Regions from separate parts of the Mus musculus genome. Here region 1 is linked to region 2. A link is a loop called in an ENCODE intact Hi-C map of the cell type or tissue named here. Cell type or tissue: left cerebral cortex. All regions are shown on one strand. Links, peaks and the distances in the headings refer to the core of each region. The heading gives the core; the rest is flanking DNA. Region 1 overlaps Gm36904 (a long non-coding RNA gene). Region 2 overlaps Sdccag8 (serologically defined colon cancer antigen 8).

What was found. Peaks named below come from ENCODE experiments on the same cell type or tissue, not always from the same donor. Only the 100,000 strongest peaks of a DNase experiment are listed, where the experiment ranks them.
Region 1: a loop joins it to region 2, with 2.8 times the contacts of the local background. A loop is called at or near these places in 2 of 42 quality-filtered maps.

What each region holds. Positions count from the first base shown.
Region 1 is chr1:177,305,450-177,308,257 of GRCm38, forward strand. The region is part of intron 4 of Gm36904 (a long non-coding RNA gene); the gene reads left to right. Among named protein-coding and RNA genes, the nearest start is that of Gm36904, 49 kb to the left of the region's middle. In left cerebral cortex, for the core only: no CTCF peak of the experiment used is centred there; DNase peaks (open chromatin) are centred at 1,689 and 2,318; H3K4me3 peaks cover 836 bases; H3K27ac peaks cover 1,313 bases.
Region 2 is chr1:176,925,938-176,928,745 of GRCm38, forward strand. All of the region lies in intron 13 of Sdccag8 (serologically defined colon cancer antigen 8), which reads left to right. All of the region lies in intron 3 of Gm15423 (a long non-coding RNA gene), which reads right to left. Among named protein-coding and RNA genes, the nearest start is that of Gm15423, 14 kb to the right of the region's middle. In left cerebral cortex, for the core only: a CTCF peak has its summit at 1,665; a DNase peak (open chromatin) is centred at 1,554; H3K27ac peaks cover 2,319 bases.

The DNA.
Region 1 (2,808 bases), core at 269-2,768, 380 kb after region 2:
AAAAGGCTAATAAACTATTTTTGCCTAAATAGACTGAAGTGATCATGGTTAACTTTAGAGTAAAAGATGTCTAGACAACTCTGAGTCTGTCAAGTCAGTGCAGCAACCAGTTCCAGAGGGCTGGGGGAAGGGTTTCCATTTTGCAAGAAAATGACAACTCTCAGGACAATAATTTCAGTTTTCCAATAAGTGAAATGATTGTGTTTTCAGGCTGCATGGTATGAGGGATTATGGGTATCGCACTATTTACCTGTTTACTTATCGTGAAGCTGGGGATTGAATCTAAAACCTCACACTCATTAAGTGAGCACTCTACCAGTGAGCAGCAGAACCCCCTCCAGCCAGCCACATCTTGTGGGTGCTAAAATCACTCTTTGTTTGAAAAGGTGTATCAAATTGTAGTGACAGTTCATGCTGTGTTCTTGTGGTTTTGGTTTTTGTTTGTTTGTTTGTTTAACTTTGGGGGAAAGGTTAGCAATTCTTAACTGGAGATAACTGACCTTGCTCTTGAAATATTTCCTCCAGTCTACTGTGGACTCATTCCGCCTTCATTTGAAGCAGGGAACACTCCCTTCCTATGGAGAGTATGCTCCAAGTGTTCCCTCATGTCTCCGAACTTCGATGGCTAACTCTTTATTGAGGGTATATCTCTCAACAAGCCCTTCCCAATGGTGCTGTTACAAATCTGGTGCCTGGAAGGTGGCCTTTAATTAAAAAATATAAAGTACTGCTTTATTTTCTTCCAGCTCCTAGATTATTTAAATGATCCTCTTTACAGTATATGCAGCACAAGAAAATATTGTTAAAATGAAAAGACCTGGGTTGAACCAAGTTACTCCCTGCCCCTACAAATGATGTTTTTCATTCCTAAATAATTCGTCTGATGGAATGAAATCCCCCTAGGAGGTGACTGAAGCACATTTTGAATTTATTATAATCGTATTAACTTGTACTTGGGAGGATAGGGTGACAATAATTTCAAGTGGCCAGCTTCTGAATTGTAGTCACTGTTTCAGAGCCATAGTGTTAAACTACCGTCAAGATTCCCAGTCCCTTGCACTGTAGAGTCTTTGTGGCTTACAAGGCTGGTCTCAATCGTGGCCTCACTTAATCCTAATGATTATTTGTAATATAGTCAGGTCAGGTTGGGTTTTTTCCCCCTTTATGCAAAGTAAACTAGAGCTGAAAAAGGAGAGAGAGGGAGAGGGAGAGGGGGAGGGAGAGGGAGAGGGAGAGGGGGAGAGAGAGGGAGAGGGAGAGGGGGAGGGAGAGGGAGAGGGAGAGGGAGAGGGGGAGGGGGAGGGGGAGGGGGAGGGAGAGGGAGAGGGAGAATGATTTGTTTATATTCCATCAACTTGTAAGTACCAGAGCCACTCAGGAAATTCTTTGTCTAGGTATGAAGGTTAATTCTCCTCATCTCCAAGTTTCCTAACATGGCACGTTAGGCACCAAAGAGATGGAGAGATGGAGAGTACACCAAAGCATACCTGATATGTGGCCAATGGTGAATTTCTAATAAATGGACTTTTAGGTGAATTTGTTCTATCTAAATTGAATCAGACAAACAAGAGCAGCCTCCGACTTTTCTGTGTGTATAAGCACATCGGCCTCCGCCTGTTCTGTGTATATGCACGTCAGTAACCGTTGTTGACAGACTGCTGTGACAAAGTTAGCACACAAAACTTAAATAACTAAAAAGTCGTGATACTTCCGACTTGGTGTAAACCCAAAACCATCGCAGAAAAAACTCTGTCTATATATCTGTATGTATGCATATATGTCTATATTCATATATTGGTGACACAGAAATTTTCTCAACTCAGCTTATGATTTTAAGTGACCAACTCAAAATAAGCTTCCCTTTTATATCTTTTTTCCCCTTTCACAAGAAAGCTCAGTTCAGAATAGTCAGAGCCATTAGTATTCTGTGAGCAGCAAACATCTTCAGCTGCTATGGAATCATCCAAACAGCCGAAGCCAGGATCCATATGACAGGAGCTGATTCTTTTTATTTATTTATTCTAAATGCATGTGGTCTTTGCAACTTGGTGGCCTGGGATTGTCATTGTAAAGGCACAATGACAATTTCTGCCGAGGAAAATGGTTATTGCCTCAGCTCAAACTTAAAGCTGCTAGGCACACTGCTACGAAATATAAGATTCATTTATACTTTCACATGCTGGTTCTAGCAAGTCGGCTGCGTTCAACAGTTTCTCAAGGACAAGAGTGAATCCGTGCTGGCTTTCTATCAAGAAGCTAACTCCAAATAGACAAGAGAAACAAAAGCAAGAGAAAGACCAGTAGATAAAAGAGCCCTTGTTAGTGGACGAGAGCCGTTGCTACAAATAGGACAGCGGAAGGAGAGATGGGAGGGGGGAAGCGAAGCAAGGTCAAAGAAGATGATATCAATAGAATATCTCCAAATAGCACAGAATGCAGCAAGAAGTAGCGGCAGATGTCAGTCCAGCCCCGTGTCAACCCCCGTGGAGCTCTGTAGAAAGACTTGGAAAGAAACAGCATTGCTGCAGTTGGCATTAAGAGAAAGAGACAGCGAATGATACCTTTCTCCCCAGGAGCTGAAGGACCTGACTCGCCACAGCATCATGTCCTTTCTGACTGGCCCCATTCAAGCTTCCTGGGGTTTCTTATTTGTTTGTTTGTTTGTTTGTTTGTTTGTGATGCCCCTTTATTTCAGATTTCCACTCTCCTCTTTTCCTCTTCCAGGCTCCCGCCTGCCAATTCTGACTTTGATCCTTACTCTACTGGCTGTTTCTTACCTATGCTGCCAGGTACCTGCTTCCAGATGCT
Region 2 (2,808 bases), core at 245-2,744:
GTAAAAAAAGAGCAAGTGGGTGTCTGCTCCGTTGTCCCTGTCAGTTTTAAAATATGATCACAAATTTTTTTCTTTGCCTGAGTAGTTTGGAGTGGGAAGAGGGAGCAAAGAGAGGTTCTCTGTTCATGTTCATCTGAGCCTGATATTGCCCATTGCCAATATAAATGGAAAGAGGCGTGGCCACTTCCTTGAGGTTGCTTGGTTGTTTACTTTAGAAAATGAGCTCTGACTGCAAGTAGCAAGAAGTCAAGAGTGCAGTGAGCATGTGCCGCACACTGTCTGGTTCCGTATAGCAGTGTCTGCTTGCTGCTAGTCTATGACGTGAGAAACATAAACACTGTGTCAGTATAGAAACCAATATAGCTATGTATAGACACATTTCATTTCTACTTCCTCCGCCCTTCTTTTCTTATTTTGCATTAGGGATTGAATTCCAGCCTGGCCTTATGCATGCTATGAACACAGTGACCACTGAGCTACACATACCCATAGCACCTATGTACATTTAAATGGCCACAACAGGTAATGAGTAAGCTTTTAAAACTGGAGTGGGTATCATTTTTAAACAATTGATAAGCAGTTCAATTAATGAGCATATATATTTAGTGTATTGCATTTTTACAAAACTAGTGATTTACAAATGAGCAGGAGCTCAAAGAAATCTGGTTGAGTACAAGAAGTTTGAGATGCTCTCTGTCTCAGTGCTAACATAGAGCTAGATTGAGAACATCCCTTAATAGATGAAGAAGATGAGTCTTAGAAGGGGAAGCTTGGAATTACAATGAGGAAGGGAAAGAAATGGAGGGTTTGAAGTTGGCCAGTAGATGCCACAGTCACACACACACACACACACACACACACACACACACATGTATAAAAAAAATTTAAAAACCCATAGTTTAGAGCTAGGTATTTAAGGGTTTTTTAGGGTTGTAAAATCTAAGCTTGGTGGCCAGAACCAAGCTCTCTCTTTATTTCCAGTCCCCCCACACCAAGCGTGGCATCAGGTGTTTAACATAAATTTACCTCTGCTCTTTTCTATTAAGGGGAAAAAAGGAAAAAGAATAGCATTTATCAGTTTGTTTAGGTCCCAGCCCTGAGCCCCACTGGGCTCATTTGAAGAAGACACTTAGCATCAATGTATTTCTTTATGTTGCATGGTTAACTTCAGTTTTTTTCCTCTTGCGTTTTATTCAAGAATTTTTAGCCTAAAGTTTCCATTTAAAAGTTAAGCTCATTTCCCCCTCTTGTACTCCTTTCATGAATAAATTAAGCAGAGAACGTGTCAAAAATAATTTTAAATGAATATATGTGCAACCAACATCTTCAAGGCTCAAAATAGATGGCCTTGGTGCTGTTATAAATTGCATCCTCTTTTCCTCCCCCACCCAGTATCAGGGAAAGTAGGCTGTCAAGGAGCCAGGAAAACAGAGGCATTCCATTTTGCTCTGGTGGACCCCACACTGCCTATGCGTGGTCTCTCCACCTGTCTGACAGGCGAGACACCCTGGTCTCAGAGTGGCCCTGGGCAGAGAGACTTGAGCGAGAGGCTGCCAGCAAATGTGTGTCTGCAGGTTCTGCTCAATGTTCCCTGGCTCGCTGCTCTCAGTTCTGCACCGCCCAAATGTGTGTGCAATGAACATCGACGCTGGGGGTGCTCTCCTCTCCCCTGCCACACAGGCCCACAGCCTGGAGCATGGCGGCTGAGGCAGCCAACTCATCTTCTGAAGAAGCCCAGAGGAAACCAAGAGCGTATTGCCCACACCACTTGCCTGACTCAACAACAAGGAGCATCAAGTTCAATGAAAATAGAAGGGGAAAGGTAGCAGCATGTGGTAAAATAATGTTCCCAAGTCAGCGTTTCTAAAAGAAAGTTCTGTCCTCCCATACTACTGTAAGATCCATGGAGGGAAGGGAACAAGTCATTGGCTTAATGGTGTTTAATTTCTTCTCACCCACCTCCTCCCTCCTCCATGGCTTTGTTTAGTAGGTCAGTTGTTAGATAGCACTCCTTTTTTATTTAATAACCACGTGCTTATTACACAGTGAGTCATTGATTGATAAATCCAAGACATGAAGTTTATTAAGACTCTTAAGATGGTTTAAGAGACTGGGAAATGCTTCATTCTCCTCTGTGACCTGACACAGACTGAAGTCAGCCTCATGGGGAACACACTGCTCACAGTTACACCATATAAGCCCGCAATTGGGGTTGGGGGTGGAATGCAGTCAGTTTCAGGCCGGAGCAAGTACTAATAGGTTAAAGCAACATTCGGGAAGCAGCCTGTAAGGCAGACGGCTAGCTAAGTGAAGTCTGTTCCACAGTGGCTCCGTGTGGCCTCCAGCATGCTTCCATCACCTCGGAGAGAACTGAGTCTCTTTCTCATGTCCTGGAGTTTACCAGGAAAGAAAAATGGGTTGCTTGGGTTTTGAGGTCGAGGGGGGATTCCTTCTGCAGAAAAGGTACTCTTAAAAAGTCAGCCTTGAAAACATTGTTGTCTTTACCGGAGCCTGTTTCTGACTAAAAGATTTACCCAAAGAATGGACCCAGAGGTAGAAGGGGAATTTTATATGACTGCACTTCTACTTGGACATGACATCTAAAAACAAAGTACCATGTCCCTAGTGGGTAAGCAGGTTGCCCTTGCCTGCCTTCTGGAAGCTGACTCAGTTTGCTTCAGCAGGCTGGCTCTCCTTGATTTAGACACATCCTTGTTCTGTCAACTGCCCTTCATTTTCTAGAAATCATATCTGAGTCTTGATGAGGATGCATGGATATGTAAAATCATGTTAACACAAAGTTCTGTA